Regions from separate parts of the Homo sapiens genome. Here region 2 is linked to region 1. A link is a contact called in ENCODE Hi-C data. All regions are on one chromosome and are shown on one strand. Each heading gives the region's core, a stretch centred on a gene start or an enhancer-like site at or near the end of the contact. The rest is flanking DNA. Distances are from core to core; before and after follow the strand shown.

Region 1 (4,601 bases), core at 827-3,326:
TTTACAAGTGAGAAACTTGAGGTGCAGTGGTGTGTGCTCATTTGTTATTGCTCCGTAACAAATTACTGCAGACTTGGAGGCTTGAAACGGCACAAATTTATTCTCTTACAATTCTGGGAGTCAGAAGCTGGAAATGAGTCTTATGGGGCTGAAATCATCTTATGGGGGTGTCAGCAAAGCTGATTTTCTCTGGAGACTCCAGGAGAGAATTTGTTTCCTTGCATCCTCCAGCTTCTAAAGGTGGCCGTCACTCCTTGGCTCCTGGCTGAATTGCTCCAATCTCTGTTTTTATTGCCAGTTAGCCTTCTTCTCTCTGACTCTGATTCCCCTGCTTTCTTCTTATAAGGATCTTTGTGATTAAAATAAAGCCACCCAGATAAGCCAGGATAATCTCAAGGTGAAACAGACAGAAATCGATGACAGAGCCTATGCTGGCTTGTGTCAGCAGGAAGGACAGGGTGCACCAGGTGTGGCAGACCCTGAACTGCATCACTGTTGTTAGACTGCTGTTTACTCTCTCCACGCCTTGCTGCTGTCACTTCCTGAATGTCGGCATACTGTATATTACCTCCGAAGGGTCTTTCCCACATGGCAGGAAAGATGAATGCTGACAGCCCTAGATTTGAATCCTTCTAAAAACTCGAGAGGCAGGAGGCTGTCCTTTCCCTTAGTTTCTATAAAACAGTCCCAAGGAAGGGCTCTAATTATCCTGGCTTGATAATGTATGCAAAGTTCAAGTCTGGCAGGAGGTTTTGCACAAACCCAGCTTCCAGAGTTCTGCGAGGGTTCTTACTCTGGGGCTCAAAGCAGCCCTGGCTGCTGCAGCAGTCCCCACGCCATCAGGACAGTTGCAAGGAGAAAAAAGGAGCCCCAATCCCTCACCACTTGCATTTTTTGGTCTAGTCTGGGAAGACAGAACATTGGCACAATTTATGAAAAGCAACTTTGTTACTCACAGTTAAGCAGCAAAAATCAACAGAAACCCAGGGTCCACCATGAGCAGTTCCCCAGGGTTCAGGAATGCTGCCAAGGGCAGATGCAGTCTAAGCATGCCTCACATTACACTCTAGCTGAGGGACTCTGAAAGCACTCCATCCTGGGTTTATATACCCTGGGTACCACTTGGACCACTGAATGCAAGCACTGCAGAACATCCTATTCTAGAAGGAATAAGAATGTAGCCTGGATTGCTCCAGACATTTCCTCCTTATTACAGGATTTTCAGTAGTTTCTGTCTAGGAATGAAAAGCAAGAAGGGGAAGAGCTGGGTCGGCCAAGGTCATCCAGGGACTTATGTTCCTGCAATGTGCTCATTTCTGAGCCAATCTCTGTAACCAGCCAGGGATGGTGCCCTGGTTCAGCCTGGGTCATGTGTCCACACTGTGGGCAAAGCTGGAGGGCAGGATTACTATCAGGAGAAGGCACAGGAAGAAAATCATGCTGGGCAAGGCAAATTCATGGTTACCTCAGCCTCCAGCTTGTCTGAGAGTGTCCCATGGCCATGGTTCATGATGGGTGATGGGCAACCAGGATGAGACAGAAGCCAGGGAAAGAATGAAGATAAAAAAGAGTGGGCCCAGAGGAGCACAGCCCATGAGATTGCACCTCTGGTCCTTGGGAGGCAGTGGTTTCAAAGAGGGGCACTGCAGATGAACACTCCCAACACGGCTAAGGAGGTCAGAGACATGCCACATCTCTAGGACAAGATGAAGTGGGGACAGCCACCTCCAGCTTCACGCTCCCGCTCAGCAAAATATGGACAATAGTTCTGGATTCATAGGGCTTGTCTGAAGTTCTATAGAAGCAGGACCTGAGACACAGATTCTTGGTGCAAGTGATCTCAGAAAGAGAATGTGAGTGGCAAGATAGAAAGAAAAAGGAAGCCAAGAAAAATGTAGATTCAGCTGCATTTTAACCTCTCAGTCTGATCCCACCTCAGCCTGATCCCACCATAGCATGAAGAACACCACAAAGTTATGCAACCTTGAGACAAGGCACCAGACTTTTGCACCCCATATCTGTCACTCATTGTCTGTGGCCACCCCTAGGGGGAAAGCAGGCATTTCTAGGCAAGGTGGCTCCCCTTAGCTGAGCATTCAGAAGAAGGAAGCAGCTGCAACCTGTGAGCAGCCAACACTCAGCTACGGGGTGGTGCCTGGCAGATTAAAGTGTATCTGGTGGGGGCCCCAACTATACCCCTTATGGGGCTATTGTGAGATAATGAAGCTCAAGTCCTATCACAAGGCTGGGAGTTATCATTGTCATCATCATTATCTTATCCCTGTTGTAGAGAAGTAATAAATAGTAAGCATCACATAACACATGCCTCTTGGCTGGCTGCTGCACAGACATACATAGGCAGTAGGAATGTACACAGTCCTTTGTTCATATCCTGTGCCACCCCTGCCATGGACTAGTTATGTGATTTGGGGTGCCAAATTTAGCCCCCTTGAGCCTCAGGGTTCTAATCCATAAAATGGGCTAGGTAACCAGAGCTGGGCTGTTGCAAGGATGACATGAGGTCATCCCCATGGTGCTCTAGGTGCGGTTCTTGGAACAGAAGAAAGCATTCAAGTGACTGTGGGTCATCAGCTTCTGTGGTCAGACAGTCTAAAGCTTCAGCTGACACACATGGAGGCCAAGAAGACACTGGCTTCACGAAAGGCAGTAATATGACTGTGTATTATGTAAAAGATGAAGCCAACTGTGTTTAAGGAAGCAAATCCATTTTCAAAAAGAGGATGTGAAAACAAAGCCTCTAAAGACGTCTGTCTGTTACTCATCAAGACTGTGCCACGGATAGGGCCTTTGCTGTACAGCACCTCCTCAAATGCTCACACAGGCCACCGCTCAGAACAAAGGGGCCTCACCCTGGGCTTCCACAGAGATTTGTCAGCCCGAGGCCACCACCTTTAATTTGGTGGATCAGCTTTTCCTGCCTGTAATCAAAGAGGATAGGATGTGTGTCGAGGTATAGATTAGTTGGGGCTGCCCTGCCCCGCACCCTAATAAAGGTGTAGCCATGAACCTTATTTAGTCTCTCCTAAGCCTCATTTCCTTCTTAGTTAACGGGGGAAAATAATATTTGCATTTAGGATTATTTTAGAGAACTAAATGAAATGGTATTTGTGAACACTTAAATCAGTACCTGGTCTTACATCAGTCCATTTGAATCAGCACCTGCTGCCAAAAAGCAACTATTATTGTGGTTATTGATGTTCATTTTTTCAACCAGTATTTACTGTCTACCATGTGACAACATTGATTTTGGTGGTGGGAAGACATTGGCAAGAAAAAAACATGAGGGTCCTGTGCATAAGAAGCTTACATTCAAGCGAGGAGAGATAGTTAACATAGAACCACGAAAACCTACAGGATGCGATAGTCACATAGAGAATTAAAATAGGACGATGAGACAGAGTGATGGAATAGATCCCTGAGTCTGGCCTCTACTTTAGAAAGGCCTCTCTAAGAGGTGAGGTTCAGGCTGAGATCCAAAAACCCAGATGAGGCCAGGCACGGTGGCTCATGCCTGTAATCCCAGCACTTTGGGAGGCCAAGGCAGACGGATCGCCTGAGGTCAGGAGTTCGAGACCAGCCTGGCCAACCATGGCCAACATGGTGAAACTAAAACACTCTTCTCTACTAAAAACACAAAAACTAGCCAGGCATGGTGGCACATGCCTGTAATCTCAGCTACTCGGGAGGCTGAGGCAGGAGAATTGCTTGAACCCAGGAGGCAGAGGCTGCAGTGAGCTGAGATCATGCCACTATACTCCAGCTTGAGCAACAGAGTGAGACTTCGTCTCAAAAAGAAAACAAAAACCCAGATGAGCAGCATCACTGGCGAAATCACCTGGGGAAAGTATGTTTCAGAGGGAGTGCAAAGGCCCTGAAGTAAAACAGTTAGGCATAGTGGGAACAGGCTCAGTATGTTTAAGGGACACACAAAAGGCCAGGGTGGCTGGAGTATGGTGGGGAAGGGGAGTGGTCAGAGGAGAGATGAGTTTGGAAGAGTGGACAGAAAAGACCATTTAGTTTCATAGACCAAGGTAAAGAGTTTAGCTCTTAATCTAAATGGGATAGAAAGCAACAGAAGGGTTTTAAGCTAAAAAGATATAATCTGAAACAGGCTTTTAAAAGGTCACCTGGAGCTGGCACAATAGCTCATGCCTGTAATCTTAGCACTTTGGGAGTTTGAGGTAGGAGGATCGCTTGAGGCCAGAAATTAGAGACCAGCCTGGGCAACACAGCAAGACTTCATCTCTACAAAAAAAATAAAAAGGAAAAAATTATCCAGGATAGGTGGTACGCAGTGCCTGTAGTATTAGCTACACAGGAACCTGATGCAGGAGGATTGCTTGAGCCCAGGAGTTTGAGGATGCAATGAGCTATGATTGCGCCACTGCACTCCAGCCTGGGTACCAAGAGAGATGCTGTCTCAAAAAATTAAATAAATAAATAAATAAATAAATAAATAAAAGTTTGCCTGGATAATTTCATCCAATATTTAAGGAAGCAGTTACAACATCCCACATATATATCTTTCAGAAAATTGAACATGTGGGAATACTTCCCAATTTGTCATATGAAGCTGGCAT
Region 2 (4,705 bases), core at 104-2,603, 99 kb after region 1:
AATGCTTGCACTTACTTACTCAGTATTAGCAAGTGCCTCCATGTTAGTTTAAGGCTTACTCATTCAGTTTTAGCTCACTGAACTTCTAAAAAAATGGATTTCAAGGATTTCCTTTATTTTCTTTCAAGCTGTCTGTTATAATTTATCCAGAATCTAGCTGAATTACAGAAGGAAGCTTTTTGACTACTCAATTTATGTGTTGTGGAGTCTGAGCTGAAGGCAGCAACCAAGGCAGGTTTAAGGGTTTGCCAGGGGACCTGGGGTCCCTTGAACATTTTAAGCTGTTCAGGAAGAGGAAAGGGTAAACACAGAACAATCAAGGGCTGTTTTGTTCCAGGCTCTCTTTAGAGGCATGACCATATAAGCCCCACTTTCTGCTATATTGGAAGCCCTCCCTGACTGCTCTGATAATGCTAAATGGAAATGGCTACTATCTTCTTTTCCCTACACTTTAGGATATGTATCATCTTTCTCTCAGTCAACCTTACATCGTCAGCATATAGCAGTTCTCCATAAATGTTTGTTAAATGCATGAATGAAGCTGGGTGCAGTGGCTCTCGCCTGTAATCCCAGCACTTTGGGAGGCAAAGGTGGGTGGATTGCTTGAGCCCAGGAATTCCATACCAGCCTGGGCAATATAGTGAGACCGCATCTCAAATTAAAAAACAAAAAAAAAAGGAAAAAAATGCATGAATGAATGAGTCCAAGACAAAGGCACTGGAGGAAAAAACATATATGAAGAGTGGACTCTTTCTGTGATTTAAAATGTGAAACCTCCCCATAACTTTTCAACACGTTAAATTTTCATGAACAAGACAACTGTTAAATATTATTTAAAGATATGGGAGTAACTAACTGAACAAAAAGCAAAATCATAAAAACTGGCTGCTTCTGAATAGTGCAAGGAAAAGTAAGAAAAGGTGAGTCAGGGATCTATCCTTTTTCTGTAAAAGCCCTCTGCATGGTTTTATTTTTAACTACAAACTATTTAATTATTAACTATGTACAACTAAGTTAAAATATTTAAAATGAAAAATCAGTCAATTTTTGACCTGCTGTAAGTCAAAGCATCCTGCTGTGCTTTTGACCTCATACAGTTGAGTACAGTTGTTTTTTTGTTTTTGTTTTTGTTTTTGTTTTTTTAAGTTTTGTGCCAAGAGTCCTGACTACCAAACTGTGTTGACCCAAAGCTTGATTAACAAATAAAGCTTGGTTAACCAAAGCTTGGTTAACAAATAAACAGAACTTTGAACTTTAATAAAGCAGTTCTAATGGACCTAGACTGGGTTGGGCAGGCCTACTGACTGCTGCCTGAAGGTTGCTGTAAAGGGACTAAGTAAATCAATTAACTCCACAGTTTTCACAAAGGTCTCTTGATATCAAAACTTCTTTCCTTGCATGCTTCTCTGATCCTGTGGAGATGAAAATTGACATCCATAGTCATATTCTACCAAAAGAATGGCCAGATCTAAAAAAGGTAATGGTAATTAATTTGCTGAATTATTTCTGAAACTTCTCCAGGGTTTCTCAATGCCTTTCTCTTCTTTGTGGAATTAGATGTCTAGTTTATCTGCTTTGGTGGGGGGCGAGGGGGTTAAATCATTTGGTAGTTCTGATTTTCTAGCTTTTAAAAATGACTTTTATATTTATTTTGAAATAACATTGGATTAAAGAAATAAGTGCTTTCTCAGAAACCCTTTTTTCCCTCAAATGAACCATTCTTTAAAATATCTGGACAATTTAAATAAGGCAGATTTACCTTTTCAAAAATCACATATTCAGCTGCTGGGAAGATACATGCCAACTACAGAATTTAAAGTTACAATTTTAAGTAGAAGACCATTAAAAATGGAATGTGATCGGTTTCAAGGACTTCTAAAATATATCTCCTTTCCAAAATGTTTAAAATAAGTTTTAGAAGCACCAAGAGATAGCTTTGTGAATTTTTTTAGTCTATTTTAGGACACTGCCTGAAACCTTTACTGTTTGATGTTCTTTATTCTATAAATCTTTGTCCTGAAGAACTAGGAAGTAGGTACATCAAAAAACCCGAGAATAAATGACATGAAGCTTTTGCACAGTGACATCTCCTAAGAGAGTATTCTTTGTGTTTCTCTAAAGATGGAAATTTCCTTTTGTCATTAAGAACTTTTGAATGAATATAAAAAGAGGAAGGTGAGGAACATGAAAGAAATGTAAAATTGGCTAGAGGTTTGTTCAGGCTTAATATCAGGTTTTACCCAATCTTCAGCATTCTGCCAGTACTTTCACACCACCGATAATGTTTCAACTTTTTTATCCCAAGTGAGGGAAAATGAATTAACCCAAACTTGAATTAAATGTGGTTCATTGTGCAAATAGATGAAACTATTTTCTTCTCATAGTTGTCTCATTGAAGAATGTTTATCTTAAGTATTTCTTTGTCCATTGGTATCTTAGGTAAGAGGGGTGGTAGAAACTGTGGATTGAAAAACAAAATCTTTGAAAGCCTATCCTATGCACAGCTAACGATAAAAGATAAACCTCTCAACCTGCTCTTCCTAAAAGGACTCTACATGTTTACACAGGAACATGCTGTTCTGAGTGCTGTTGTCCTCATCATAGTTTACTGAAGTGTAAACCACTTCACAATGTTAATGATTTCATGAAGGGAATGCACCAGTTACTTTGTGGGAGTGCATCTGCCTTGTTTAGAAGCTGCATGCAGTTTCTTACATCTTATGGCGCCCACCACTTTCTACCCCTCATTTATGAGTATTTGCCTGATGAATGATGCAATGAACACATTGACTAACTTGTGATACAGGTAATGGAAGCAATAGATTATACTCCCTAATCTGAGAGTTTTAGAAAAATCCAAATTTTAGTATTTGGTATTTTAAAATAGCCATAAACTATACCTAGCAAAAAAAAAAAAAAAAAAAAAAAAAACCACTAATTCCTCTGTTACAGCTTTTTTCTCTATTTGAGTATGAAAGAATATCCACATGAAATGCTTTGGAAACCACCACGGTGGTCTCTAGAGGACAACGCCCCCCTGTACTATCCCACTGAGAAAGCTAGCTAGCATGATCGACCCTCCAAGCAGGGCTCCAAGCTCCAGGGCATACACCTCCTTGTGCAGACAGGATTTTGAGGCTTAGAGAGAGCTACAGTCTGAATGTGTATGTCCCCCCCAAAATTCAGGTGAAACCCTCATCCACAAGGCAATGGTATTAGGAGATGCAGCCTTCTGGAGGTGATTAGGTAATGAGAGCAGAGCCCTCATGTATGAGATTAGTGCCCTTATAAAGTAAGCCCAAGGAAGCTTGTTCGCCCCTTCTGCCACGTGAGGGCACAGCAAGAAGGCACCATCTTAGAACCAGGAAGCGGGTTCTCACCAGATCTTGGACTTCCCAGCTTCCAAACTCCCTCTCCTTTCTATCACCAGCTATTGCTTTAAAGAGGGAGAGGAATTTTGTCCCAATAAACCAGGTTTCTTCTTCTTTTTTTATTTTTATGTATTTATTTTTATTTCCATAGGCTATTGGGGAACAGGTGGTGTTTGGTTACATGAGTAAGTTCTTTAGTGGTGATTTGTGAGATTTTGGTGCACCCATCACCCAAGCAGTATACACTGCACCCAATTTTAGTCTTTTATCCCTCATCTGCTTCCCACCCTTTCCCCGAGTCCCCAAAGTCCATCGTGTCATTCTTATGCCTTTGCATCCTCATAACTTAGCTACCACTTATGAGTGAGAACATATGATGTTTGGTTTTTCATTCCAAACCAGGTTTCTTCTTATGTAGTAGTCTCATATGCTGCAAGCAGACAGCTGATACACTTCATCATCACCATCTACATCATTTCCATCATTATAGTCATAACACTTCGTACTTCCAGGGAGAGACAGAGGGAGAAATAATTTACATAAACCTTGTGAAATATGCAGATAAGATTTATATTATTCACTTGACAGATGAGATGCTTGAGACTCAGAAATGAACCTAGAATCCCAGAGCTATGAGAGGCCACCGTGGTCCCTCAAGAGCCTCCCCACCACCACACCCATCTTGAGAAAACTGGCCCAAGAGAGTACTGCTGCTGGAATAACCTTGACCTTCTTGCACAATGAAGAGACAGAAAAGCAGAATCAACACGCCTGAAGTGATGTTTAATTAATGATGATAATGGACGGGGATTTGAGAAATCTTTTCATTTTCGCTTGCTAATAATAATTTTAGTCAGAGTTACAAGTAGGGTTCTTGAAAAAAAAACATATCTGACGTATAAAGACAATGGATTCAGGGATACTTGATCAAATTGTTTCTGATGAATGAGGACCCACACTCTCTGCTGTCACAAACAGGAGGTGGGGCCCAAGAAACAGTGGTGAAAGATGTTTCAGGTTGATCTGCAATGGATTATTCACAGCAACAATGAGGATGATACAGTTTCAGCTTTTTCCTCCAGCAAGGCCTTACTGACAACCTACTGTCTGCCCAATAGTAGGGCTTGCAAAGATTCTTCTAATTATAAATGGAGCAAAAAATTCTGACCTTCAATTTGAAAATCATATACTTACACCTTCTTTTGTTAGCAATTGCACTTCATCGATATAAGGCTTTAGAAGACAAAATCCTAGACATCATTTGATTTTTAGAAAATCCTTCTGAGGAGATAAATATCTGGTTTCATCACCCAGGAGGCTCATTATTCACCTCA

Evidence for each region. Hi-C counts contacts between places; a loop is a spot of excess contacts on that map. Pooled maps may share reads with other maps.
Region 2: a loop to region 1 is called in a pooled map, with 2.6 times the contacts of the local background. The contact joins the promoter of ACMSD here to the enhancer-like site in region 1. A Hi-C loop is called at or near these places in 1 of 168 maps with a recorded cell type or tissue (GM12878), 1 of 37 single-sample maps with no recorded cell type and 1 of 50 pooled maps.

The regions. Positions count from the first base shown.
Region 1 is chr2:134,737,340-134,741,940 of GRCh38, forward strand. No RefSeq gene overlaps it. Among named protein-coding and RNA genes, the nearest start is that of TMEM163, 21 kb to the left of the region's middle. RefSeq lists an enhancer at 2,447-2,666. Within about 2 kb of position 2,077, at least 5 of the 41 ENCODE cell types and tissues checked have a DNase peak (open chromatin) inside an H3K27ac peak, as active enhancers do; they include GM12878, where a contact is called at or near this core.
Region 2 is chr2:134,837,263-134,841,967 of GRCh38, forward strand. It overlaps ACMSD (aminocarboxymuconate semialdehyde decarboxylase), which reads left to right and starts at 1,354. Exons shown (of 10, transcript NM_138326.3): 1 at 1,354-1,477. The coding sequence starts at 1,421.